Linked DNA regions of Mus musculus: regions 1, 2, 3, 5, 6 and 7 are each linked to region 4. A link is a loop called in an ENCODE intact Hi-C map of the cell type or tissue named here. Cell type or tissue: left cerebral cortex. All regions are shown on one strand.

The links. A loop is a pair of places that touch in the nucleus more often than their neighbours do. Peaks named below come from ENCODE experiments on the same cell type or tissue, not always from the same donor. Only the 100,000 strongest peaks of a DNase experiment are listed, where the experiment ranks them.
Region 1: a loop joins it to region 4, with 6 times the contacts of the local background. A loop is called at or near these places in 14 of 42 quality-filtered maps.
Region 2: a loop joins it to region 4, with 8 times the contacts of the local background. A loop is called at or near these places in 20 of 42 quality-filtered maps.
Region 3: a loop joins it to region 4, with 3 times the contacts of the local background. A loop is called at or near these places in 6 of 42 quality-filtered maps.
Region 5: it touches region 4 in a loop (6-fold over the local background); 41 of 42 quality-filtered maps call a loop at or near these places.
Region 6: it touches region 4 in a loop (2.5-fold over the local background); 6 of 42 quality-filtered maps call a loop at or near these places.
Region 7: it touches region 4 in a loop (9-fold over the local background); 3 of 42 quality-filtered maps call a loop at or near these places.

Annotation. Positions count from the first base shown.
Region 1 is chr7:113,204,325-113,208,324 of GRCm38, reverse strand. Arntl (aryl hydrocarbon receptor nuclear translocator-like) reads right to left here and starts at 860. Exons shown (of 20, transcript NM_007489.4): 1 at 681-860. In left cerebral cortex, no CTCF peak of the experiment used is centred here; DNase peaks (open chromatin) are centred at 450, 1,032 and 1,643; H3K4me3 peaks cover 2,088 bases; H3K27ac peaks cover 1,518 bases.
Region 2 is chr7:113,310,338-113,314,337 of GRCm38, reverse strand. Arntl (aryl hydrocarbon receptor nuclear translocator-like) reads right to left here. Exons shown (of 20, transcript NM_007489.4): 19 at 1,442-1,544; 20 at 212-879. The coding sequence ends at 719. Among named protein-coding and RNA genes, the nearest start is that of Gm33721, 51 kb to the right of the region's middle. In left cerebral cortex, a CTCF peak has its summit at 2,355 (motif pointing right); DNase peaks (open chromatin) are centred at 2,364, 2,717 and 3,087; H3K27ac peaks cover 317 bases.
Region 3 is chr7:113,592,628-113,596,627 of GRCm38, reverse strand. It overlaps the pseudogene Gm33828. Among named protein-coding and RNA genes, the nearest start is that of Far1os, 30 kb to the right of the region's middle. In left cerebral cortex, a CTCF peak has its summit at 2,016 (motif pointing right); a DNase peak (open chromatin) is centred at 2,031.
Region 4 is chr7:113,141,816-113,145,815 of GRCm38, reverse strand. It overlaps 4930543E12Rik (RIKEN cDNA 4930543E12 gene), which reads left to right and starts at 3,801. Exons shown (of 6, transcript NR_045978.1): 1 at 3,801-3,997. In left cerebral cortex, a CTCF peak has its summit at 2,105 (motif pointing left); DNase peaks (open chromatin) are centred at 2,111 and 3,763.
Region 5 is chr7:113,248,443-113,252,442 of GRCm38, reverse strand. All of the region lies in intron 2 of Arntl (aryl hydrocarbon receptor nuclear translocator-like), which reads right to left. The region is part of intron 2 of Gm33721 (a long non-coding RNA gene); the gene reads left to right. Among named protein-coding and RNA genes, the nearest start is that of Gm33721, 11 kb to the left of the region's middle. In left cerebral cortex, CTCF peaks have their summits at 1,558 (motif pointing right) and 3,185; DNase peaks (open chromatin) are centred at 1,142, 1,688, 2,815, 3,067 and 1 more place; H3K27ac peaks cover 3,302 bases.
Region 6 is chr7:113,432,040-113,436,039 of GRCm38, reverse strand. No RefSeq gene overlaps it. Among named protein-coding and RNA genes, the nearest start is that of Pth, 45 kb to the right of the region's middle. In left cerebral cortex, a CTCF peak has its summit at 1,540 (motif pointing right); a DNase peak (open chromatin) is centred at 1,553.
Region 7 is chr7:113,367,615-113,371,614 of GRCm38, reverse strand. Btbd10 (BTB (POZ) domain containing 10) reads left to right here and starts at 2,276. Exons shown (of 11, transcript NM_133700.2): 1 at 2,276-2,416; 2 at 2,657-2,743. In left cerebral cortex, a CTCF peak has its summit at 1,717; DNase peaks (open chromatin) are centred at 1,773, 2,200 and 2,676; H3K4me3 peaks cover 2,058 bases; H3K27ac peaks cover 519 bases.

The sequences.
Region 1 (4,000 bases), 63 kb before region 4:
CCACCCAGGTACCGGACAGCGCAGGCCCGACGGCTGTCCGTGGGCCTGGTCCAAGCCAGCCAGGGGATTCCCGGGGTCCGCGCCAGCCCCAAGACAGGCCATAGGGACGTACCAGTACGGACTCCCCGACTTGACGGAGACGCCCTCCCCGCCCCCACCCGGCTCCCGAGGGAGAAGTGTAGAAGGGTTGACCAGGCAAGCGCCGCATAGCATCGTTCTGCCCGCGTCCCGGCCATCTCCTCGGGGATCCAGAAGCTCCCGGGGATGTATCCCGGAGCTCTTCCCAGGTTCGGGTCATTGCTGCCACCCGGTACTGCTGTCTCTTTAAGAGGCCGCTGGCCGCCCCCTCCCGAGCCAGGTGGTGATGCCCGCGCGGGGAAGGTGGGCGCACCCGCTGACAGCGTCCCAGGGTCCCCCCAGTCCTCCCCCGCCCGCTGTGCAGCCCAGGCGGGGAAGATGGGGGTGCGCGGGAGCGGCGCCTTTAAGGGGCGCAGCCTCCCCGAGGCTAGGTGGGGGCTGGGAGCCGCACGGGCCCTTTAAGGCCGGCAGCGGGCACGTCGGGCAGGGCTCCCGGCGGCCCGGCTGCGCCGCGGGCGGGGGCGGTGCGCCCGCCCGGGAACTCGCGACCCCCGACGGGACGCCCCGAGACGGCTGCTGCCCGCAGCCATGCCGACACTCACCGTGGCTCGCTGCGAGCGCCCGCGCCCGCACCCGCACTCGGATCCCGCGGCGGCGGCGGCGGCAAGTCCGGCGCGGGTAAACAGGCACCTCCGTCCCTGACCTACTTTCTGCCTTCCCTAAATGTCGCACCACTAACCTACTTTCCGACCAATCCGCTCCCCGCCGGCCCAGGCCCGGCCCCCCGCCCACCAATCGCTGTGCCCAACCCCCCTTCCCCGCCCACCAATGGAGGAGCCGCGCAGCCCGGATACCTGCCTCTTCCCGTTAGCCAATCAGAGAGAGCGAACGGAGTTGTCTTGGCGGACAACCCAAACCAATTCGCGTTCTGCTCTGCGTTAGGCTAGCCAATCGAGTGACCGATAGGAAAGCCTCTGACCAATGGCAAGACGGCAGGGCTGGTTTACCTGCTACTTTCCCTTCACCAATCATTTGGCGCACAGAAGCACACGCCCCGAGGAGTGGACCAATTGGCACGCTCTGTGGATTTCTTGCCCCAGCCCTCGGTTTTCCCCCTCAGGTCTAAAGCTCGCTGAGGCCACTGCGTTGCGGACTCTGCGAGCTCGCCGTTGTCCCCTGCTCCTCAGCCGCGTCCCTGGCTAGTGACTGCCTCTCAGCTCTCCCTCCTCCTCCGTCCCCTTCCTGGCTCGCAGAACACTGAGAAAACGCCGCATCTCTTCGCCCATCCCTCTCCAGCTCCATCTAGGAAACCACATTTTAGGAACACAGAGTGACAGAACCTTCCTGAAACCCCTGGCTTGTCCTAGTCGGAACCACAGCGCTAATAGCTAGCGCATTTAGAAGACTTTTCCTTCCGACGACTAACCGGATCGCGCGTTCTTTTTTTTTTTTTTTTTTTTTTTCTCTTGACCTCCAAGCGTCCAGTGGAGCTGTCATTCCCGATCGGAAGAGAAGTCTCCCGGGGGTGGTGGCGTAGTCTGTAATTCCAACCCTCAAGAAGCTGAGGCAGGGGCATAATCGCGAGTACTGAGCTAGCCGGGGCCACAGGGTGAGACCTGAGCAAGATTCTATTACATGTTATGGACATGGCCCTAGCAAATGTACTTTGCAAAAGTATCAAAGGAGCGGGAAAGAAAGAAAAGTTGCAAAGTTGTTTGTTTGGGTGGTTAGTTGTTCTGTTGTAGCCCTAGCTATCCTGGAACTCCTGTAGATCATCAAGCTGGCTTTGAATCCAATTCACAGAGATCCGCCTGCTTTTGCCTCCCGAGGCACCACCTGCTCAGAGATTTATTTATTTATTTTTAAAGAAAGAGACAGAGAGAGGGGAGGAAGAGGAGGGAGGGAGAAATAGAGAGAGAGGGGGAGAGGGAAAGAAGTTGTCTTGTTTCTACCTTCAAACAACTGGCAAACCTTCTAAATGTTAAACTTCCTGATAGCAAGGCCACTTCGTCCTTTTTGAACCATGTGTGCTCCCTCCCCTTTAGCATGTGCTGGAGGGGCCTGGGTGGGGTGTTGGGGATAGGGCTGACACCCAGAAAGTACTCTGCAAATGTGGGCTGGATCCATGAACAAATGGGATCAAAACACTCGACTCACTTATGTGAAGTGGACCAGCTCGTGTGACTATAGAATGAATTCTAGACAGGCAGGTTCCTGGGACACAAGGCAGCATTTCAATGCTTATAAAGCCATGACCCATGTCCAGCCCTTTGCAAGGCACACAGCCTTGGTTGAAATGTGAATTGGCTTCAAGACCAAAGAACTTCATGGGTAACTTCCCACTTCCCCTGAGTTTCAAAGCAGATTTATTCTTTCTCTGTCCTGTTCTGTGAAGGAATCTCTCTGTGTAGATGGAACTTTAATACAGCATTAGAAAAGATATTACTTACAAGATGGAAATGTGGGCTGGATGCTGACCTAATTAAATGGACTAATAGCTAGCTAAGTACCAGTAACCTGAAGATGCTGGCTGATGCATCCCACAATATCTCTCTACCGTGTTGTGTGCCGGGCATGTGCTAAAAGCTTTCCCTCCTTTTTTTTCAACCCCTGTATCCTGACAACCACCCTGTGCAGAAAGCAGTTCTTACCCCATTCTACAAATAAAGTGTCAGTCATGTTCTAAATGTGGCTTCCACGCTAAAGGCTCACATCAGGCCAGTTACCAAAAAATGGTGCAAGGCTCTCAACTAGGCCCAGACTCAGGATTTTTACCCATGTCCTGAAAGAAAAACTAGGAACTTTGCATTCATTTTCCAGGTAACAGAAAGCCAACAGAGGAAGAGATACTACTTAACACCAGCCAAATTTGATAGGGAACAATGGGCTCCTTAATAGGGTCCCATCTTGGGAAGCCTGCTGTTCTTAGACAGGGTAGGGCAGAGGTGTCTGAACAGATGCATAAAAGAACAAGATGGGAGCCCTAAGTCACACACAACTCAGTCTCAGTCCACAGAGATTTGTGGCTGCCCAGAGAAAGAATGCTGTCTCCGGACAACCACTGAAAGTCTAAGAGAAAGCAACATGGGCTGTCTTGATCAGTACCCACATGGAGTTGCCTGTGACTGAGACTTGGCAAAGAAAAATTATCACTGTGCACAAGGAGAGAGATCAGGATGTAATGAGACTAGAAACTATGCCACATGAGGAAAGATGAAAGGAAACAGAAGTTTTTGCCCCGGGGAGTACAAGGTAGCTTTCTTCACATATTTGAAGAGCTGTCAAATAGAGGAGAAATTAGACTTACTCTTTGGGGCCCGGAAGGGATGGAAGGACAGGATGTGTGGGTGGAACCTCATTGGAATCAACAAAGAGAATTTTATAGTAACTCTAGCTGCCTCTGTCTTGATGATACATTGTCCTACTACAAAAAAGGTTCACCAAGGAATAGCTGGCCAAACCGGGGATGGGGGTGGGTTAAGACTCTAGCCCTCCATGTGCCTTGATTATCTTCTTTTTTATCTTGCTTTTTTCTACCACTAGTAGACAAAGGATGGCTTCTCCTTGTGCAAACCTGGTTTTTTTATGGTCAGTTATATTTTCCATAGTGCTTCTCTTTGTTAGAAACCCAAACCCGTTTATCTTCTACTGGCACCTACTTTGCCTTTTATTCTTTACCTTCCAGAACAATGAATTTATCAATTCTTTCAGAACAACTAAAAAGTCAAAGTAAGTACTCTCAATCTAAGTTTCCTGAGCATGAATAAAAATCACACAACCGGGCTGGTGAGATGGCTCAGTGGGTAAGAGCACCCGACTGCTCTTCCGAAGGTCCAGAGTTCAAATCCCAGCAACCACATGGTGGCTCACAACCATCTGTAACATGATCTGACTCCCTCTTCTGGTGTGTCTGAAGACAGCT
Region 2 (4,000 bases), 170 kb before region 4:
CTTTGTTTTCATATAAGTTGAGGTGGCTACAGTTTGGAAGTGAGCTATTTTTATAATATGTCTAAGCTGGTAGCATGGAAGAAGTCATTATAAGAGCAAAAGGACATTGTAAACATAACAGCAGGAATGTGTTTAGACCGCTGGTGAAGTGGATGAACCAGCCCTGTAGCATATGAAGATTTTCTTCCTAATTATCAATTGGGAACAGTACTTATAGAACAAGGGAAACATTTATTAAAAATATTTAACTGTCTAATACATTATACTTTAACCCATATTTATAGTAAAGGATTCTTACAAGGAAGAATAAACAGCTTTATGATACAATTAGTATAAGAAATATCCACATGGGGGACTTCTTTGTAGTGTAAAAACACCATACATCTGAAATGACCATTTTGCATATAAAAGCTACCAATGATGCTTCTGTGCACAATGATTAAAAAATTCAACACAAACAAAATCCAAAATATACAATTAATGCAAGCTATCCACAGCTAGCCCAAACTCAATGATGAGGAAACACTGGAGCAGGTTTAGTTCCACTTTGTCTGAAGTTACACATGGTAGATTGACTTGTATCAATGGCTCTGAGGTGGCTTTTATGGAGTCAGTACATAAAAGCTGTTCTCTCTCTATCCAGTAAGCTTCACAGACTGTAAAACTTCACCATTAATGCACTTTGATACTGCAGCTGTTGCCAAAGCAAATGTAGTGTCTACAGCGGCCATGGCAAGTCACTAAAGTCAACGGGGCCACCCAGCCCCGCATCTGCTTCCAAGAGGCTCATGATGACAGCCATTGCTGCCTCATCGTTACTGGGACTACTTGATCCTTGGTCGTTATCTATCATATCGATGCCTATGTGGGGGTTCTCACCTGTGGAAGGAAGAAAGGACTGTCAGTAAGGAATAACAAAGCATACTTATATTTGGAAAGCAACTTCTCAACACACCAATAAGGACGTTTATTTAACAAGAGCAAGGGGTTATTTGGGGGATTCCATTGCCATAACTTTTCATTGTTACTACCCTTTCAGAAAGAACATCTAAAAATTAAGGTCAAAAATCCTTAAAATGCAATAATAATTTGAGTTGAACCCATTTTAGTATTTTGGTAACGAGTTAGTCAAGAGTTGGTTCTAGAAACAATGGCAACTAAAAGCAGATTGAGAAGGGGCTGGGTGCGCTGGAGTCACTGGGGAACTCAGTGCCTCTGCAGCTGTATGGGCTCTCCCTCGGAAAAACTGCACTATGTGGGAGAAAACCTATGCCTGGGCGGCTCTAGATGCACATGGGTCCCTGGAGTATTTAAACAGTTCACACATCCACTTTGTTATCCACTGCTTCAAAACTAGCTTGTGTAATCAGTTCTTAAACCCTCTTTGTAGAAGATATTTTGCAAACTACTCACTCATGGAGGTGAATGATAACACACTTACCAAGAATAGAAGAACTATCAGAATAGGGATACCCTGGGGTCTCCTGAGCCTGCCCTGGTAATAGTCCAGTGGAAGGAATGTCTGGAGTCCCTCCATTTAGAATCTGCAAATAAAAGGGGACAAAGTAAAGTTTCCCACTCAAATAGAAAATTACTATCATATGCACTGTAACTTAAGAAGACGAAAGGTGTTGGGTGGGGGGATTTCAAATGGGTTCAATTTCCTATTTTTTCCCCCTATCAAGCAAGGACCTGTTAGAACAGTCATAATGAGGGGGAACAGCCTCCTCTATAAACTGTTTTCTCTACATAGTATATTTTCTCTACACAGTACATGAAGATATCAAAAGCTGGGTAAATCAGCTAGCTAGGATCACAGCACCCATGTATTTATTTAAAGCCAAGGCTTAAACATCACTGATCCCAGTGTAAGGCAGTGAGTGACACATGCCAACAGATAACTGCTGAAGTAATTGAGGTCAGTAATAATTTGTGAAGAGAAACAACTAGGACAAGAAAACACTTAAGTACTCAGAAATCCACCTGCCTCTGCCTCCCAAGTACTGGGATTAAAGGCATGCGCTACCACTATACAGACAAACCCTGACTTGAAAAACGAGGAAAAAAAAGCATTTAAGTAAATCTTTGATCATCATTTGATCATCAGGTATACCAGAGGCACTAAATTAAGTAACCTGATTTTCTCTTCCTAAGATGTGATCATTGCTATCATTCCTCTATAGGAGAAGTTGAACTGTCTTAAAGTCCCATTCCCACCCCCACCAGAAACACTCTGACCTGGACTGCCAAGCTTCCCTGCCCTGGGCTAAGCTTCAGAAACAGCCTTGGAGAGGTAGACAGAGTTAGGAAACAATGGCTGCTGGGTTTCAGAAACACCAATTTCAGACCTTGCCAGCAGATGGCACTGCAACTTGGTTCTTTACAGTTCAGTTGTACAATATGGGGATCCCTGTACATTCATAAAAATGACTGTTGCTCTCCCCGCCCCCGAAATGTTTTAGGTAGGGTTCATTCATATAAATAACATGATTTTTGAAACATAAACTATGAGCTTGAATAAAAGTATTTTAATGAAAAAGCAAACATTACAAAAACCTTTAGAAGTGTGTTAATGCTTTATAACTTGCAAATATAATGCCTGGCTTAAGAGAGTTCCGCTAGATTCTTACACCTGTTCCATTCAGTCTGTGTAAATGTAATTTGACATGTATAAGAAAATTTTAGCCCCCAACACACAGTGGTTATATGAAGTCTTGCCTTTTCGCCAATTCTAACATTCTTTGATGATGCCTCAGCACGTAAGTATATGTCTCATAAGTGTTCACTAGAGTGTGGAATTCCGGTGAGTGCCTGTTATGTTAAAAATCCATGGGTATATCTTGGCATTCAGAAAGAATATTTCTTTGGTGATTTTGAAATAGTCTACACTGATCACTTAGAGAGTATTAGCTCACTTAGAATGGATTGATCTTGGGTAACTTTGAAATAGCCTGTACTGATCACTTATAGCAGCCTTTTTCAACCTGTGGCATTATCCCTTAGGGGTCAAATGACCCTTTCACAGGGGTTGCATACTAGATATTTACAACCTGTATCAGCAAAATTATAGTTATGAAATAGTAACAAAAATAGCTTAATGGTTGGGGGCGGGGCACCACAACATGAGGGTCATAGCATTAGGAAGGTTGAGAACCGCCGACTTAGAGGGTGTTGGTCAGCACATCTTTTAAGTTAACGTGAAACTTTTGTCATTGTGTAAATCTGAGGAAGGGATTGAGCTCCAAGTAGCAGGTACAAGTTTTCTGAAAATCCCAGGCTTGACTGAAAGCCCAGATCTGACCACTGCCAGTTGTTTTCCTTGAAGTTGCAAATAAATGGGAAGGAGCAGCCAGTTCGGCTTGTGACAGAACCACACAGGTACGCTTCTTGAAGCAACGATAGTGAGTGGTAGGTATGCAGTAAAGCTCCATAATTTTTCATTTTAATAGTCTTTTCAATGTTTATATGAGTGCTTTGCTTATATATAAATACATGTTAAGTATATCACATGTGCAGTGCCCATGGAGGCCAAAAGTGCGGTGTCAGCTCCCCTGGAACTGGAGTCACAGACTCCAGTGTGAGCAGCTATGTAGGTATTAGAAATCGAACCTGGGTCCTCTTAACAGGTGCTCTCGACAGCTGGGCCATCTCCAGGCCCTCTGTTAGTCATTTCTAATGCTTCATTGAGGACACTGTTAAGCTGGCTTACATTTTATTGTGTGTGATAGAGAAGAATACAATGATTTCTAAGAGTTTGATGACATGGGTTTTTATGGTTATCAGTGCAAACAGATACACATTGAAAACTGGTAACTTTTTAACATTGTTACGCAAATAGCTCTAACTTAGCAAATCCTAGAAAGGGTCTTGAAAGTCTCTTAAAAGGTGACATCTGCTTAACTGAATTTGGCTTGATGCCTCTGCATGTCCCAACTCCCCCAGGGATCTATGGAGGCTCAGCCAGTCTCCCCTTTGCAGCTTGATCCGAATGGAACAATGT
Region 3 (4,000 bases), 450 kb before region 4:
GGATCCAATCTTTGACAAGCGAATACACATAATAAACAGATTAACCCACTGCTGAATTCACAATTTGGTAATGGATCAGGAGACAGTGGGAGGTAGGACATAGTAGAGGATGGAATAAGCCTTTGAGGAGTGTTTCATCCTGGTTCCTTCCATTTCTCTCTCTGCTTCTTGGCTTCTCTGATGTGAGCAGCTTTCTCTTCCACATGTTCCTACCACCATGATGCTCTGCCCTTCTTTGGGCTAAAAGCAACGGATCCAGCTGGCATTTGACACAAACCCTATGCAACAGTGAGTCCCAACAAATCTGCCCTTCTTTCAATCGCTGCCGTATCTCTCATAGCAATGAAAACTAACAATTATTATTTCAAGATGCAATGAATGCCTTCTTCAGTGGGGCCCTGTGGAGGTGATACAGTCCTGCATTCATCTCCAGAAATATCAGTTCTTGTCCCAGATCCTGGTAAAATGACAGCTGCTGTGGATGTACCAAAGGGAAAGGAAGGTCACTGCCTTCTCCTCACAGAAAACGCCATTTGGGGTCTACATAGAGAGCAATAGGAGGCTTGTGAAAATAGGCAAGGCTTTCACAGATATAAGATCAGAGAATTCAGCTCTGGGAAGCAGGTACAGAGTCCTGGTTCTTGCTATCATGGAGTTCTATTGGGACCTTCTCAGAAACCATCTTCCCTGGGACTCTCACACCACACCATCCTCTTTGGTTGCTGAAGCAACCTCTGGCCAGCTGCTCATACAACTCCATAATCCCTGTTCATGAATTTTGGGTTGGATTCTTCAAGGTTGCCAATATTCCAAGAATACGTCCCTTATTCTGCCCTTAGCACAACCAAGCTTGTTCCTTCTGGGTTCCTTTCTCCTGACATCATGATTGCCTGCAGTTAATCTTGACCACATCCTCTCAGATGTGGAGAAGTCAGGTATCCATGTCTGCACTGTGAAAACTTCTGGTGCTCTCTAACTTGAGATGAAGGCCACTAACCTTCCTCAAGAAACCACAGGGTGTTCAGATCTATCTCAAAGAAATTCTTCTCAGATTCTCTCCTCAAGCCCCACCTCCTCATACAAATGGCTGAATGGGGGCTGAGGCTCCCAGTCTGACTGCAGACTTCTAGTCAGTGAGGCCAGCCTAGATGCAAGGCCACCCTCTTTCCTTTGGAGTTGCACCATCTGACACAGCAGCCACATGCCACATATGGCCAATGAAAACTTTGAAGAGTTGCTGTCCTAACTGCAATAGCCCTGTGAGTATAACCATTACCATCATTTATAAACTTAGTAAAAATAAACGAATGTAAAACATCTCATTATTATCTTCATCATGAATAGGCATGGGACTCTGTGTAACATGTTGGGTTAATAATAATACAGTTCATTACAATTGATCCCATTTCTTTCCTTTTAAAAATAAATATGGCTACTAGAAAAAGTTAGACCACATACACAGCTTGTATTAGAGCTCTACTAGACAGCACTGCTTTTAAATATATGAACACGTGGCTTCTTTAGGACTTACCTGAACTAAAACTCCAAGGTATGACAAGTCCAGTTCAAGGGCCTTCTACATGGTATCTGGAGATCTCACAGTCCCCTGTCTGGCACATTCTAAACACAGGATAGTATGAGGGAGAAGGAGGAAATGGAAGAAGAGGGCTGTTTTGTAGTAGTAGTAGTAGTAGTAGTAGTAGTAGTAGTAGTAGTAGTAGCGGTAATAGTAGGCAATGCCATTGAGATTACTCATCTCTGTTAAGCCCTGTGTAAATAAAAGCCATTGCTATTCTGCTGACCTCAGGTTGCAACATGGTTTGAGTGAAGTAAAATCTCTTTAAACTGTAAATAGCTTCATAAATAGTGGTTGTCCTGGTATTAATATTCATAAAGATAACTATCATATTTTGGCATGCAATGTTGTAAATGGTTAACAACTGCTCTGGTGGCCTGGCCCTGGGCCCAGCAGCCATTCCTTACATTTAATTACATCAAAACCTAATACCGGGTCTGACACTAGATGGCAGTAAAAGCTGAACTTGGTTCTGCGTTGGTCCCAGCAGCACAGCCGGCCTTGCACTGGAAAATATGCAATCTCCCTGAGGAACCTCCCTTGCCCCAGGAGGACTCCTTGAGTTAAAAGCCTCCTGCAACTCAAGTTTGATGCCAGGCACTGTGAAGAACACAGAAAGCTTCTACAACACAGAACAGCTCTTCAGGAGCACTAGTGTGTTAAGAACAATTACAGGAGGACACAATTTAGAGCTGAACTCTTGCCTGGGGCCCCAACAGACCAGACCAAATCAAAATAGAGTCATTAGAGCTTAATACCACATAAACAGAAAAGGTGAGTGTGTAAATCAGGGCTGGAGAGATGGCTTAGTTGTTAAAGGCTAGGCTCACAACCCAAAAGGTAAGTAAATTAGCCCCAAAACATACTAGCTTTCCAGAAACAGATTCCAGTCTACATAAGCCAAAAAAAGGAAGTTCACTCAGTTCACTCTGCTTCCATCTCCTAACTTTACCTTAGGCCCTCAGCTTCCTTCACCTCTTCGGTTACTTTGTCTCATTGTGCAAAGCTTAACTGTTCTAACATTGTCAGACATTGTCTAACAAAAGTGAGAGCTTCTGCTCTTTTTTTTTGTTTGTTTGTTTTTTTTTTTTGTTTTTTTTGTTTTTTTTTTTTTTGTGCACCTCCACTGGCCTGCTGGGTCCTAGGACACTGTACAAGACAGGAGAGGTCCGTTTTGTTTGTTTGTTTGTTTGTTTTTGTTTTTGTTTTTGTGGAGGTGGTCCTTGTCTCCAGGAGCTTACAATCTAGCTCAGGAGACACAACTAATGCACACTTAAATCAGTACAATTAACAACTACCACAATACTGACCACAACTGCTGCGTGCCACCAGGAAGAAGCAAGATCAGTGAAGGGCCCCGGGTCAGAGACGGCGTTTTGGTAAAGGTGGGATTCAATTACGGGTTGGATATGTCCGAATCCAGTGACAGACTTTGGGAAGGGCTTTGGAAGGCAGGGGAAAGAGAGTATGAGGGAGCAAGGCAGGAATATGTGTGCCATAGGCAAGGGACAGCAAGAGGGCCTCACTAGCTTTCTTAACCCTCTTCCTCCACCACCCACGCCCTCCACTCCCACCATGCTGCATGCAGTTGGCACTTTCTCTTTTGCACTGAGATTCAGGGCTTCAGCTGGTGATGTCAGAATGTCCATTCTGTTGGTTGGTGGGGTGTTGGATCTCCACGGTAGGATCTTGCCCGGCTGAGATGGGAGTGTTCAGACTTGGTCCGATCAGAATGTGGTGCCTATGCTCATATCTCGAGGGTTGCTCCCCTCTCCCCCCTTCCTCTCCCACCGGCCGGTAGTAGAACAGGGACAAAGGGGCTGGGAAGGGAACTGATATCTTCATCATTGTCTGGTGCTGCTTTTCTGGGGGGCCTACCGGCCTCTCACTGACCTTGGCAAGTGCTCTTCTGATGAAGGAGCACAGGGGACCCCCCCCCCCATTCCTGCACTGCACTGGCTCCCATGCTGGGTGAGAAGTACAGGAACACCTGATGACATAGCTGCCCAGGCCTGGGAGCTGGGGCCTCAGTTGGGGGCTCGCTGCCTGCTGTCCCCCAGCACCTGCTGCCCAGTCCAGGACACCGTGTGCGCCAGCTTCTGCAAGGAGTACCTGAACCCATGCAGCAGCACTCGGAAGATGTACCAGCCAATGATGAGCAGTTCTGCCGGGGCTGCTGTTACTGCTGCCACGGTTCCGAAAGTCTGTGGGTGGTCAAGAGCAAAGGTTCGCCGAGGTCTACTGGTCTTGAGTCCACTGCTGGGCACAATGGCTTCTGTTCAATTTTATAGCCCTGATTCACTAACCCTGAAGAAAAGTCATTGATATTTATGATGAAATTTGTTGTAATTTTGTCTTTTGAGAAATGTAAGACAGGAGATCGCTCTTCCTCAAAAAGAAACAAACAAACAAAGAACACATCTA
Region 4 (4,000 bases):
AAAAGCCCTTCCAAGTGAGAGCAGCAGGTATTCAAACCCACTGAAGATTAGCTATGATTAAGACAGAACAATGTGGAAAATACTCAATGTGCTATGCAGAGGAGGGGGCAGGCAGACTTGCAAAATGTGTGCTCATTGTGAATCTGTGAGAATCTGGAAGGCAGGCAAAGTAGGAAAAAAAAAAAAAACAATCCAACTCTGATTCTCGAGGTAGGGAAGCCACTGTCACTTTCTAAAGATGTAATGCCTTGGGTGTGTCTCTATGTGATGGACTCAGTTTAGAGGGCTGACCTTTACCAGCCTGAGTAGTGTGTGCTCAGAGTTTAAAGACAGTCGTCTTTTTGCAAAAATTAAATTAAATCACCGTTACTGTGCACATTTGTGGGGTATGGGCCCAGGCAACTTTTAAGAGCAGGTTCTCTCCTTCCGCTGTGGGATCCAGGGTTCGGACTCACATCATCAGACCTGTACAGCATTACCGGGCCTACAGGGCAGGCACTCTTACCAGCTATGCCATCTTGCCAGCCCCCGAGGCTGTGTCCAGTCCATCTGTCTTGCCTGCTAGTTCCAGAGAATCAGCGGATAGCAGGTTTCCCATCTGCAGCTACCAGACCTAATACCCACCCTTCTCAGAGAGACTAGCTGCAGTCTCTGTGCTACTCAGGCTTGTTTACAATAGCTGAGAACTCGGACGTCAGCCATCTGAACCTTTGCATCCCTTGCAGTCTGTCCTTTCCAGGAACCCCTCTGTACCCTTGAGCGAAATCTTGATACACACGCCCCCGCCACCTCCGAGCCTTACAACAGACCCTCTGGAATTACTTGCTCCACAGCCTCTGAGCTGATCTTGCTGTGCCTATGTCTCTCATGCAGCGTCCTCTTCCAGTCCACCGTTACTACTGCCCACGCTCTGGAGACCAGAGCAGCAGATTTATGGTCTTCCTTATACTCATCTCTGCTTTCCACACTGCTAATCTCAGTCTCACAAGGATGGCTTAGCCACCACGAGGACAGCATTCTTTCATGAATTCTCTTTTCCGTCCTCCCATACTTCTGTGCCGGTCACTGGCCCCACACACTACCAGCAGAGCTCTAGTTCCGGTCATTAAGGACCTAAGACTTATTATTAATTTTCTTTAGACAGGGTCTCCTGTAGTCCAAGCCGGCCTCAAACTCACAATATAGTTGAGAATGACCTTGAACTTTAAACCTTCCTGTTTCTTCTCCAAGTTGTGGGATTACAGATATGTGTCACTGTCCTGACCCAAGCCAGGGTCATCTTGGAAAAGGGAACTTCAGCTGAAAAAAAAAAAAGTTTCTATCAGATTACCCTGCAGGTAAGTCTGTGTGGAATTTTCTTGACTAATGATTAACGTGGAAGTGTCCAGGACACTGTATGAAATGCCACTCCTGGGCAGGAGACTCTGAGTTATGTGAGAACGTGGGCTGAGCAAGCCATGGAGAGCAAGGCAGTAAGCAGCATTTCTCCATGGCCTCTGCTTCGCTTCCTGCCTTCAAGTTCCGGCTCACATTCCTGCCCTGACTTCCTTGGACTATGATGTGGAAGTATAAGGCAAATAAACCTTGCCTTCCCAAGTCGCTTTTGGCCGTGGACTGAATCACAGCAACAGGAAACCAACGGAGACAGCCACCATGCCTGGCTTATGAGTTTATGGGAATGGATCCCCAGCTTCGTGCATGTTAGGCAAGCAGTCTTACAACCGAGCAACATCTCAAGCCTCGGATGATGATCCCTCTTCCTAAGTGATCCTGGCTTGGCAAAGGGTGGAGGGGACACAACCAACAACAACTTGGAACTGAGTCCTGGGCTAGCCTCTGCTCCTTTGATCATTTTTAAGGATACCCATTGTCACTGGTGGGATTGAGAGCTCTGGTGCTCCATGAGAAAAGTGTGGTTTCAGAGGGAGCATAGATGGACTGGAGAGGGTGAGAGCAAAGGGTGGAAGGCAGAGGCTAGGGTCACATCCTGGGGCAGAGGACAGAGCATCTGCCCGGAGACACCTGAGAATGACATTCTCCACTTTGCTGGTTCCCCTACATCCTTCTCTCTGTGAATGGCCTAAGAAATTTAGGTCATGTGCGCCACCTGCTGCCCAGATTGTGAACGTCATGCCAACATCCCGACTTGTTTGGGCAGTTTCCACCCAGCTTCTTCTCTAACCAACTCTCCCTTAGAGCATGCTTGCCCAACACGAGTGGATATGAACCCACGGCAGCTAGGGTGACTTCGGCTTGTTCCATCAAGGTTTCAACCTCTCATTTTAATGAATGTCCTAGGGAGGCTGGGGAGACCCTGGAGTAAGCAATAAAAAGATGATTCTGCAACCCCAGAGCTCTTAGTCTACTTGGGAGGCTGAGTGTGAAACACATAAGCAACTGATTAAAGTGTCAACATTGTGATAGAGACAACAAGGACTTGGAGAGTATCGTGAGGCCCACTGCTGTATGCTAGCGAGGTAATGGTGTTTATCTGGCCCTGGCTGGCTTTTCAGGTGGGTGGAATGGAATACACAACATTTGAGGATATTTAAGCATTTATCACCTCTTCTGGAAGCAACAAGAAGTGACTGTTTATACTCTGAGACAAGTCCTCCCAGGCATTTTGAGATGTGTTTGTAGGTACATCTTTGGAAAGGGTGTGTCTGTCTGCCATTTGCCTTCATTTGCTACACATCTTATTTTAGAGACCCCCTTGTCTGTTGTTGAATGAAGAGCTACCTTTTTAACCCTACAGAGTGTTACTTTAATTTCAAATGCTGGCCATTTTGTTTTCTAGTATCTTGCTGTTACAAATGGCATGACCTCTTCACAGGGCCTTGAGGGACTACAGGGAACAATCAGTAGCAGGTAATATTCAGTGGCCCCAATTCCTAAGTGCTGAGGATGTGACACAGTTGGTATAGGATGTGCAGGACCTGGGTTCTATCCTCGGCACAGCATTAAACTGAGGTTGGTGATACATGCTTAGACTCCCAGCCCTCAGGAGGTGGAAGCAGGAAGATCAGAAGTTTAAGGTCATACGGCTACCTAGCAAACCTGAAGCCAGCTCCGGCTACATGGGGACTTGTCTCAAAAAACAAAACAAAACAAAAAACAAAACAAAACAAGAATAGCAATCACTGGACAAATGACTCCTCTCAAACTGCACAGCATCCCATTGGTCCCACTGCTTGATGTGCTGTTGTCCCCTCTTCAATGGCCTCTTGGGTTCATATTCAGTTTTCAGCTTGAAAACATTTTCATGTATTTCCATATCAAAGATTCCTAGAGATAAAGTTGATTGGCCGAACAGCATCTACATTTGAATTATAACTGACACATTTGATGATCCTCCCAGGAGACACTATCAAAGAGGCTACAGGAAGGAGACCATAACAAAGAGATGGCACCAAAGTGACTGACACTCCTGCAGCTCAGTCTTCAGAAAGTAATCTGCCTTTGACCTTGGTCTGTCTTTGACATTGGTTTGCTTTGTGCTTAGTCCACACGTGCGATTTTTCTCTCCCAACAACAGCGACCCAGAATAAGTGGAATGAGCTGCTCTTTACAGCAGTCCTCTGAGACCAACGTTGTTCCTACCTTTGTTTCACAAATAACAATACAATCCCCAAGGCTAATCAAAGTGCAGGGGAGCTCGGTTTTTATCTGCTGTGTCCCAGGTAGTCAGAACCCAAGCTAGAACTTGGGCCTCTGGGATCGCTGAATTCATCCTACTACTCTGTTGCCAGGCAACCTTTCTTGCTTTTGACTCTTGTACCAATGCTACTTGTTGCCATGGCAGTGCTGGGACAAGGAGCAGTAAGTTGTAATTAAGCGGCAAGCTAGGAGAAAGGGGCTTTTATGTCCTTGTGTGGGGGTGGACAGGAGAAAAAGCTCCTGGCACTGCAGTCAAGGTGCAAAGAGGGACACGGGAAAGAGCAGGTTGGTGGCTGGGGCAGGTGCTCGTCATAACCATCACTGAAAACTGTGTGTGCTGGTG
Region 5 (4,000 bases), 110 kb before region 4:
ATGCACAGCACATGTGCTGCACCTGCTTCCACGAGGAAACGTTACAGCGACCATAGAGCTTCTCTGTGGGAGGGGACGTCAAGGATCAACCGAAGTCACCTTTGTCAGAATTCCCATTCTTGTCATCCCTAGCACATGACTAATGGTGTCCATTGTAACTCATTCTTCCTACCCATCAAAACTATTCAACTCCCTTAGTGTCTTTGTCTTCTAGGATTGTGACCCCCACTCCACCCCCAGAGGTGCAAAACACAAATCAGTTTAGTCATTGGTCCTGAGTGTCTGTCACACAAAAGGGCACTGTTGGGAGCTTAGGAAGCTTGGAGCTCCCCCCACCCCAGTACCCCTTCTGCTGTGACTTACTTTAATCTGGGCAGCATCCCCTCTGGAATAGTGATTACAGTATGGTGGGACTGAACCTGAGGGTCTCTGCAGATCCTCCTGGCTTTAGCTACAAGACCACAGCCAAAAATGCACAGGCTTTGGGCTTCCTGAGACTACAGGGTAACATTCACCCAGTGCTGGGCCCACAAGACAACACAACCCCAGTGGTTCCTCAGGGTGGCACAGATCTGCTGCTGCAATGAGCCAGACTCCTGAAATGGGTGGTTAGAATATTGGGATCTGTGTGTGTGTGTGTGTGTGTGTGTGTGTGTGTGCAGCTAAGTATAAGGGACAATGAAGAGTGATTTTTATCTCCCTCCGAGGACGCAGAAGTGCGCCACGCTATATTTATCCCTTCTGTCTCCTGATTTAGACCAGAAGTTTTTCCTGATCAGTCCTCACTTGCCAATACTTTCACTCTACATCTAAATGAAGAACCGAAGTCATGTAAGTTCACAGACTCAATGGACAGCTGATTTACAAAGCCCTTCGAGAGTGGCTGCAGGCTGATGCTGGCAACCCCATAATTAGATTCTGCAAGCTTTGCAGTGATTTTTTTAACTGTTTTTTTAATAACTCAGTCTTCCTTCTGGGATGAAGGGAAAGATAGAATTTGTTAAAATTAAATTGAGATTTAGTGGCTTTTCAGCCTTCTGCTGCTCGGTGCTCTAAATATTCTATAAATAAGAGAAGCCCTGCCCTATAGTGCACTGTAAACACCCACAGACACTCAGAGCCAAATTCTTCCAATTATGACCCTGTGCCTGTTGCCAAGCTACTGCAAGGACCTACTTGAAAGGCAGCCATCTAGGCCATTTCCTGATTAAGCTGCCTGTAGCAAGGAATCCAGGCCTGCTGCTCTGGCCTCACAGCCAGTCCCAAATAACAGATCTGTGTTCCTGAATTAAGCCTTTTCCTTGTGATAGAATTACAATTCAAAGGTTACTGCAAAACTCACTATGCGCCCAACCATCCTTTGGCCTGGGCTGGGTGTCCATTTAAGATGGAGGGCTGTCACACTGAGACTTTTAAAATCAGGCAGCCGAAGTGCAGTCCCAGCAGCATTTCTAATTGTGTTCAACAAATCAAGGTCAAACAAAAGTAGGTCAGCTGTCAACATGACAGGTGAGTCAGATACTGCAGGCCCTGCTGTACAGCTGCTTCGTGAACAGCAGGGGGCACCACTACCCAGTGCAGAGACTCAAATGGTCCTTCAACAAGTCCTCACCACACCCTAAGCAGTGGTGCATGGGGCAGGGTCCTGGGTTTACTGATTAGCAGCTCAAACATCAGTGCTTTCTGGCATTCACCAGACTGCAGAGCCCTTAAAGGACTGCCTAAGAAGCAGTCTGTGAGCGCCATGTGTCACTGAGATTACTTCCAGCTCCTTAGAAACCAGGATGCTCCAAGCAGTGTGGAGCAAAATGAGCTCAGGCTAGAATAGAAGCAATCTGCCTCCCAACAGGAGGCTCCCTGCTCGCTGGTGGCTCACTTGGGTGTGGACTCAAAGGGCATCATCTGAGGCCAGTGAGATGCTCTGGGAGCCAGTTCCCACCCCAGAAGGGAAGGATCCACTCTGAATGGCAGCCTCTTGGTGAGCTGGCACCTCTCAAAAGAGAACTGAGGTGTTAATGTGGGCCGGCTCCCAAAACTCATAGTGTAGACCAATATAGTTATAGGGACAGGGTTTCGAAGTGGACCTCCAGGAATGCTGGGAAGCGGGGGCCACAAAGCACTGAACCCCTTCAGAGAGGCCTCAAACCAAAGTGGTCCTTTCCACCATTGTATGTGTCACAGGGTTCTATTATCTATTAACTGTTAACATGTACATATGAGTGTTTGCTCTTAGCCCCTGAGCATTAGGTCAGAGACACTCTCTCTGCTTTGCTTGGTTCCCTCGGCAGAGTCACGGCAACATCTCTGGCCTTCAGTGAGTACTCTGTACATACCCACAGAGGAAATGAGCATGTGCACAGACCTCAGCAGGGGTCTGGAACAGGAGAGCCCCCATGCAATGCTATGAAACTGGTCTTTGTGCACAATGGGATAAAGCAAAGTTCAGGGAGGGTGCCTGTCTGCTCATCTTTAGTAAGCAATGGGGATGAATTTGAAAGCCAGGCATGCAACATTCCAACCCTGCTTCTACAGTGAGCACCCACGGCTTTTAGAATCTAGAAGCAGCAAAGAGTAACAACCTTTGAGGAGGAACCCACTCGTCAGGAAGAACTTTTCCATCAACCACCTAATTAATATACGCCAGGCTCAGCTCCTGCAACCCAAATCCAGGTCCCGACCCATCTTCAGAAGCACTGACAACCACAGCCGGAGCAGGGTGGAGAATTCTGGGCCTCCTCTCTGGTGGTGACAGTCATCATAGCCGTCGCTGTTAGCAACAGCAGGCTACTCCACGGTTCTCTGGAACAGTTCCAAAGAAAGGCCCGCAGGCAAGTCTGGGCCTGGCAGTGGTAAGGTCCTTGGAATTTGCCGTTTCCCAACCCAAGAATCAGACACTTGAATAGATAAGAGGGAGAGAGGGGAACACAATGTTTAAAACTGAAATCCCCCAAGTCTTTAAGTTGACAAGTGGCAACTGGAGTTGACCTGAATTGAGAACATTAATCTCTGCAGAAGCTAAGTTTATCCCCATTATAATCTATACACCACAACAACACTCCAATCCATCTGATATTTTGGGCCGAGCACCCCCACGCACACCAGGCTGTCTGCTAGTTGCAAGCTCTGCCTTGAATTCATGTGCAAAGCAGCAGGTGCAGCTCACCAAACGGCCAGGCTAGCGCTAGTACGTGAATCCATTTCCCAATTATGAGAAATAAATGCAAGTCGCAAATGTCATCAGAAGCAGGTATTTCCAAATGCTACCAAGACGTGCTACGGCCCTTAGACACAGCATCCTTTAGATGTGCTAAGCCCTCCACAGTTGCCAAGGAGCAAAGACATGGAGACAGAGAGTACACAGCCTGACCCTGGGTATGGAGGTGCAGCTGGAAGTGGCAGGCTTGAGGGCAGTCCCTGATGAAAGAGCCAGGCTTGTGGGTACTTTTCTTCTTTTGGGGGCGTGTTTACAAACACTACCAGCTTCACAAGGTAATCCTACACACACACACACACACACACACACACACACACTCCCTGAAAGGATAAGGAGTTCCATACTTTCTTCTGTCACTTTTGTGACACTTAATTTAAGTCAACCCTACAACATAAATGACCACCCAGGAGGAACCTGCTTCTCACAGCACATGGATTGACAATGACGAGTATGGGAAATTGTACAAGCTCCTATGTGGACAATCCAACCATGGAGGCTTTTTTAGTCAGTGGCAATACACAATGACGATGTTAGCTACCCAAGCTTAGCTTAGCCATTTGTCCTATGATACGGACAAATGGCGCACCCAGAGAAAGAACAGGAATGCCAACATGGGGACCAGAAGTTCCCAGACAAGAGGAACTTGGGAACAGCAGTATGGGACAGGGTAAAAGGAATGCAGGGTGCTACCTGTGCAGTGATGTTAATAGGATATTAATGGTGATAATAATCATAGCTGCAATGTGCTATCAGTGACTGACAGAGCAATATTTAACTCACTGTAAG
Region 6 (4,000 bases), 290 kb before region 4:
ATCCAGATTTAAAAAGAATGCCTCAGGTTGTTTCTCAATGGAACAGAAGCCTTTCTGTTGACAAATTCTAACTTTCTCCAATGCTTTTTCTTTAAAACTCCTTTCCAAGATATGAAGTAGCCATGTTCATTAATTCTTCCTGTCTGCCACTTTACACCTGGTGTAACCATACCGGCTGGGACCTTGCAGTATCACACACATGGAAATTTCCTTAACCATTTTGCTCCAAAAGGACAGGGAAGCATAAAGGCAGCTATCATGTCAACACTGGACAGGCAATAAGGCCTAACAGAATATTCTTTCTGTTTTATTCTGTTTTGTTTTTCTGAGACAGAGTTTCTCTCTGTAGCCCTAGCTGTCCTGGAACTCACTCTAGACCAGGCTGGCTTCAAACTCACAGAGATCCATCCACCTGCCTTTGCTTCCAGAATGCTGGGATTAAAGGCATGAACCACCATGCCCCATTCAACAGAAGATTCATAACGTAGCTCTACAACAGTTTTATCGTCCTATTGAAACTTCCTGGACTCAAACATTCAATGGCTCTATCTTCATCAGTGTTTATCAGTGTGATTCAACCAACACAGGCCAATTATTAGTTTCCTTGTCACATTCTTCACTCGACAAAAGTCACATGACAAGGTAATTGTCCCACAGAAGTAATAAAATCACTGCTGGACAGTCATAAAGAAGGCAGATATCAAGTGCTCTGACTGCAGAGGATAAATGGAGAAACAATTCCACTGGGTGTCTGGCTTTAGACATTTGGGTCTATTAGTTGTTCCTCTTTAGTATCAAATAATAAGACGTCTTCATTGCTACTATCCTACAGTGACAGGGCAACCTAGCCCTTTTCCATTGCTCCCTTGGCTTTCTTCCTTTGTGTTATCATTATTTTAGACATTTATATAAAGTGAATAGTGCAATTCTCAACTTTATCTCTGATTTTTAAAAATTTATTTATTTTCTGTGCATTGCTGTTGCCTACACGTATGTCTGTGTGAGGGTGCCAGATCCTCTGGCACTGGGGTTACACACAGTTCTGAGCTGCCATGTGGATGCTGGGAATTGGACCCTGGTCCTCTGGCAGAGCAGCCAGTGATCTTAAGCACTGAGCCATCTCTCCAGCCCCATTTCTGCTTCCCTGCCCCCATTTCTGTTTTTTTTTTAAATTTAGTGCAAGGTGTTTTATAAAAAGCAGTTTGGGTGATTTTTGCATTCCTGAGTCTATGTTTACTCATCTTTAGGATGATAATAATATCTACTTATAAATCAAACTGAATATTCTGCATAAAAGCCCCTGCAAGCCTCACAGTTACATAGCATTTACTTTTTTATTCGAGAGACCTGTTTTCAAATACCAGCTCTTATGCATCCAGAAAACAATGGACTCTCGAGAATGTTTGTTAAATGCCATTCAACCCAAACATATTCTTTATTACACAATCCAGTCACTGTGTTAAACATAAAAAGTCAGGGGCATTTAAAAGGACAAAGCATCAACAGTCCTTTTGTCATCTCTTCCAGAAGGTTCTCCTTTGTCCACTTGGTGGCAGCATCGCCCGAGTCACTAACAAGAAGCCACACCAGGACCCTCCCTTGACTTTTCCAAAGGACATCTTCAAGAACTTTCACATTCAAGCATTCATTCTCTTATAGAACAGAGCAAAGAGAGGTGACACCAGTCACAAGCCCAGGAGCATCTTTCACTTCTATCACTCACCGTTTTTTTAGTCTTTTTTAAATTTTAAAGAAATTATCAACTCTCTTGTGCTAGAGATTTAAAACTAGAAGACACCCTGTCAGTCAACTGAGGATCCATTATTGATAACAGAGGTTAAGCTAAGCAGAAGACAAACTTGGGAAGGTAAAAATGTAATTACTATGTTCCTAAGAAGATCCTAAAAGTACTAGAGGAGAGAAATTCTAAGTTTTTTTTTTTTTTAAGTATATTTGGTGCTTTCATTTCTGAGAAAATCAACTGCAAATTCCAGTGTGGAGGACTGAAGGTATAGAGTCAAGGACTGGTTCCAACGCTGGTGGACTTCCAGCCCCTGCTCTGTTGGATCACTCACCCATATACCTCAGCTTCTTCACTCTAGTTCAGTTCGGGGCGGTGCACTTAAAAGTCAGCCTCAATGAGATAGCCTCAGCATCTATCACTAACTGGAATTTGAGAAGTTCTGAGAAGTACACAATCCTTTGACTAGTACCATTATTAAATACAAAATATTTCATCCATTTTTTTCTTCTAAGAACTTCTAGGCATAGGTTTTTAGGTTCTGGATCCCTTCTGGATTATTCTGTGGAGTCCCTGTGTGTGCCGGGCTAACAACCTACCATTGGGCTCTCTCTCTACTCACTGAGTTAAATTTTATATTTGGTTTTATATTTGGTTTAAAGTACAGTTGAAGGCCACTCCTTGAGCATTAGATAGTTTGTGCTGATGGAATTTTATCCTTGCCCAGCAGGCACTCTTCCACTGAGCTCTATCTCTTGCCCCATGTCCTCATCTCAAAAAATACACGTTTAAATACGTTTGCCACCTTTTAATGGCTTGTTTTCTCTGCTACATAGCAGTTGGTATATATGAGATATTTTGAAGATATGGCCCCTTTTCACTTTGTATTTGCCTTTGCTGAAGTTCTGCATTGTGAAGTCTCCTTTGTATGACCAGTGCTGGTTTTAAGAAATGTTCTTCTACTTTGGGATAATGAAAGTTTTCTTCTGTGCTCTCTGCCAGATCTCTACTTCCACCCTCGACATGTGATTCTTTGTATTACCTGGATTGACTTACACAGGAAGGATTGCTTCATTTTTATTTTTCTGCCATGGGCATATCCTCTTTTTATTTTCAGTCAGGTTTATTCTTTAATCTACTTAATCCCCAGGTTGTGAAGTTACTGTTTTATCCACCTTGGTTCTGGATCATAGGTCACTCGGTTGAACTGATCGTAGGTCACTTCCTTCTGAATTCTCCTTAGTGAGTTTAAGCCCTTGGTGAATTTAAATGACAACAGGCTAGCACAACCACTTTCAGCTCTGCTGGTACAGTGTGAACATCCATCTCAGAGGTATTTACTATGATTTTTGTTTCTATGGCTGCATCTTCAATGCCAACCAGAAAGATCCCTTGCCTAACGACATTATTTGTGACTAGAGAAGACCATGGTCCCTGTAGGGACCTTGACTTGTCCCAGACAAGGTACATTATATGTTTGAGCACAGTCTGGAACAACTCACACCTCTTGAATTACAGACAGGAATGCAGCCACGGGTCAACAGGTGATATCTCCCCACTCTGTGGAGCCAAGTCACCTTTCTGTCACCTTCGAGTCCCACTTCATGAAAGTTGTAACAGAGAGTGCATCAATTTCTTCCTTGATGCAGTCACAAAAATCACCCCTTGGGCAGCTTTTCAAAATACAAGGAACAAAGTAATGAGTAGACTTCCATCTTTCAGAAGCCAACATCACTGCCCCAAACACTATTTTTTTAGTTTTCTAAAACAACAGTCTTGCTATGTAGCTCAAGTGGGCCTCAAACTCACAGTCTTCATACCTGTAGGGAGCCCTAAATGAAGTCTGGAGTGAATTATGTTGTTAACACATGTATGGTCAGGTCAGAGACTACAACACCTCTGCCCCATAAGAATGGCAAAGCCTTACCTGGAGAGACACAAGAAGGATGGCAAAGCTTTCTTCAGGAGTCCAAATGCCAGTGTGGTAAAGACTAGCAACTACAACTTCTTGTTCACAGCCTGAGACTGGTCAGCTCCTACCAAAATTAGCTAATCTCCCCTCCTGTGCTGTACCTAACGCTGAGCTTCTGGATCGCTGGTGGCCGTAGGTACCTAACGCTGAGCTTCTGGATCGCTGGTGGCCGTAGGTGTGGCTCAACAGAGTGCTCACTCCTACCTGACTCCAGCTTTTCTGTACATGTGTTTCTCCTTTCTTCAGTCCTTCATTGTCCCTAGAAAGGGTTCCAAGGACTCAAGTCA
Region 7 (4,000 bases), 230 kb before region 4:
ATCCCTGGCCAAGAATATTCCTGGCTGGCTGGCTGGCTTTCTTTCTTTCTTCTTTCTTTTTTATAAAACACAACACTGGACGTTTTTTGTTTTTTTTCTTTTCTGTTGTGTAGCTCATTTTTGCTGTGTGACAAGTGTGACTTAGAGATTTAATATTAGCAATTAGGATTGCAGTGTAATAAAAGAACCTTGATTTGGGATAGATTTCAATTGGTCATAGATATAATCCCAGTACTCAAGAGGGCTGAGGCAGAATAACTACTTCAAGTTGGAAGCTAACCTGAGCTAAGCTATATAGTGCATTTTAGGCCAGCCTAGGCTAGAAGTATTTGAGATTGCCTCAAAAATCAAACCAACCAACCAACAACAACAAAAAAAAAATCAATTAACTTAGGTTATTTAGGTTGTGAGATTTGCACAACTGATGAAGTGCTTGCCACACAAGCACTAGGAACTGAGTTCCTAACCAGTGCTGGTGAAACAGACACAAGAGGATCCCTGGAGCTGGCTGGCTAGCCAGCCTAGCAGAATTTAAGAGCTCCAAATTCAGTGAGGGACACTGTCTCCCAAAATACAGTGGAGGATTACTGGGAAATGCCAACATCAATTTCTGGCCTCCACAGCATGCACACATATGCAACTGCATACTCACATAACTGCCTGCCTCTGCCTCTTGAGTGCTGGGATTAAGGGCATGCACCATGGCCTGGTCAAAACCTTTCATTAGAAAAATGACAGCTTCAATTTAGACATAAGGGAATGAAGAATCCAGTTTGATCTTTACCCCCAACTTGTGCTACAGTTACTTTATTTGAGATAAATTACAGAAAACTGTATCAAGATTGGGGAGGACTTTGCTATTGTTGAGGGTTTCCTTGAGGTTTCTTTGAACATTATTCATATTCAAGCCTCATTAGCTTGCTCTTTTTACAATGTTTTTAAGATTTTCAGCAATTTCCAAGAATGTAGAATGTTGGCTATAAAAAAACGTGTACACTATGTAACAATAATCTTTGTCTTCCTTTGGTCTCTGATATTTAAGCATTTTCAGGAGGAAAGTATGCCTGCTACCAGTTTTCCACTTCAAATGATAATTTACTTAGCATAAATGTTGGTTTGAAAAACACGTGGTATCACATATGGGACCCAAGGAATTTTTTCTTACAGTAACTAGATTTTAAACAAAGTTCTTTTCACAAAACAGTTTTCTTACCAAAATACTGAAACATGTATTGGGTTTTGTTTATGCCCTTCCCTCTCTTCTCAAAATGGGGGAACTTCTACTGATCTTTAAAATTGGACTCAAATGCCACTCCCTAGTGGAGGGCTGCTTTTTGAGATGAGATCTCACGTTAGCCCAGAAACACCTGGAACTCAATCTTTCAGCTTCTGCCACCCTTCGCAATCCCAAGACCAGAGGAGCGAGCAACTGCACTGAGGGGTTCTCAACAGGATTGTCTCAGATCAGCTCCTACAGCTCACTCACTAAGGGGAGTATGTTCTGTAGCAAGCATAAAGAGGATTATCCGTTCCTCTGTGGGTCTGAGTCCCGGGAGGGGAGAGTTTTGAGCGCCGGGGAGGTGACTTCCTCACTTTTCCATCTCTTTTAGAGCCTCCCATCAGGCACACGGTGGGTTCGGTGACACCGGAGTGCTACTTTGGCGAGCTTTTGCCCGCCAGAAACTCAACCCATTCAGCTGATTCTCCGCGTCCCAGAGGTGGCGCCACCGCAGGCGTGTCAGCTGGTGCACCGGTTCCCGCCAACAACAGAGGGTTTCAAACCAAGCAGAGCGTTGCAAACCAAGCGGCGGCCGCGGGGAAGCGGCGACCTCCGGACCACCGCCTGCCAACGCCTCGTGCTGCCCGTACCAGCTCGCGGACCCCGCGGAGGAAGGCGACCCGGGCGTTCGCCCTGCTGACAGAAACGCTCTCCTAGAAGAAGACTCCCAGGCACTGCTTTTACTGGCCCGGAGACGCCGTCCGGCTTTTGCCTAACGGTGACAGGAAGCGTGGAGTGAGGGTGTGCTCAGAGGTGTGGAGGTGGCCTGAGACTGCTCTTGGCTCACCGCGCAGAGAAGCGCTCGCGGGGAAGCTACGGGACAGCACTGCCAACCGAGACCGCGGAGACACTACTCAGGCTCTCAGTGCCCCGGTGACACGCCTACTGTGGGAGGAGCTCCGTCCTTCGCGCGAGAACTCGCTTCGCCTCACCTCTTCCTAATGCGAAGTCTCGCGAGAAGCAGCTAAGGAGCCGGCCTGCAACCTGCCGGGGCGGCTCTGGTAGGCGCAGCCGGTGGAGCGGCCGCCTCACACCTAGCACCGGAGGGGTCCGGTTCAGTGGGCGGAGGGAGCGGAGCGTCGCTCTCTCTTGGAGCTCTTCCCCAAGACCCTCGGTGGACGTCTCAGGGGCCAGCAGGTTGGAGCGGGCCGGGTGCGGGCGGCTGGGTTTGTAGTGGAAGCCGAGGGCGAGGCTAGCTGCTGTGAACCGGGCTCCGGGAGGCTGGCGGCGGCTCCAGGAGCGTGGGGCGCGGTGCTCGGGGCTGCCCGCTTGAGCACCGGGTCCGGAGAGGCGGGGAAGGGAGCTGCTTTTTGGGTTAGGAGTCTGGAGGCCTTTTCCCAGGGGAAAAAAAGCTATTTTCTCACACCTCCTTTCCAGGGCAGAGTAACCCAGTGCCCCGCCCCTTTCCTGTCATCTTTGGGTCACCGCGGCGACAAACCGAAGAAGGCGCATCACAATAGGGCGGTGAGTAAGGCTCCCAGTTTGGGGATAAGGTGGTGGGGGAGTTGCCCTTTGGATGGAGGATGAGACACCTGTGATGTGCTGCTGTGTGCTTTTATTCTGTAACCGTTTCAACGAGGGTAAAGCTTGGTTTCCCACTCTAACTTGCCCAGAAAAGGTTCAGATTTATTCTCTGTGAGTCACAAGCCCTCTGACACCCCTGATTTTGGGGTATGGGCTGGAGGGGACCTGAGATTTCACTTAGTTTGTCAATGTGGGTTAGTGTGCTGTGCCTAACCTCGGTCTTTCCCGGGTTCCCATGTCTTTTTTTTTTTTTTTTTTTTTTTATCTCTTTAAAATTTTGAGTCTTAGCCTCTTATTGGTATTTGGAGTCCACGACCAGGCTATAAAAAAGTTTTCCACTTTGTGCATTTAGTATAGGAAATTATTTTATAGCCATGTAAGAGTCTGCACGCTTTTTATTTCAGCTAACAATCTGAATGAAGCAGTACAGTGTATTGATTGGCAGTTGGGTTTCTTTCTGTTCTTGCCTGCCTCCCACTCTTCTCTTGCCCCACCAGCCCAATTTGATCCAAACTTTTTAGAGAGGGGTTTAGGGATGAATTTTGAATGAAATAGACTGTAGAAATTGGATGGAAAGATAAAATAAGACATGTGAATGTAAAGACTGAACAAGTTTCTGCGCTGGAGAGTCCATCTAGAACTCAACCGTGGGCATTGAACCAAGGACTGATGCTGAATATTAAGCAGAAAGCAGTAGAAAGTACTTGGAAAATTACTAAATGGGAGGTAAAGATGAGTTAATATAGTTTTCGAGGACAGTTAATTTTGGAGATTTTAGGCTTAATCGTTTTTTCTAACACAGAGGTTAGTACTCAGCGCTTATTCTTATGGGTTGAGAAAAGGTAAGAAGGAAGCTTCAGGAACATGAGGGTGGTTAGGACCCAGAGCAACGGAGTTCAGAAAGTTCTGCGAGATGTTTTGCTTGTTAGACATTTTTTCACACTATTCAAACTTCCAGGTAGGCTTTTTACCTCCTGTATTATCCTCCCACAAGTCTGAATTTTGTTCTGTTCTTCACAAAGACTTGTGTATTTTTTTAAACATTAAATGAAATCACAAAGAACTGTGGTCTGCTTTGTGACCATTTACATTTAAATGGTCTCATGGAGTGTACAACTGAACTGGAGATACTCTGTCTCTCAGAGAGATAAGAATGAGTAAGTTTCACATGCCTTCAGGTACTAGGCAGATAATGAG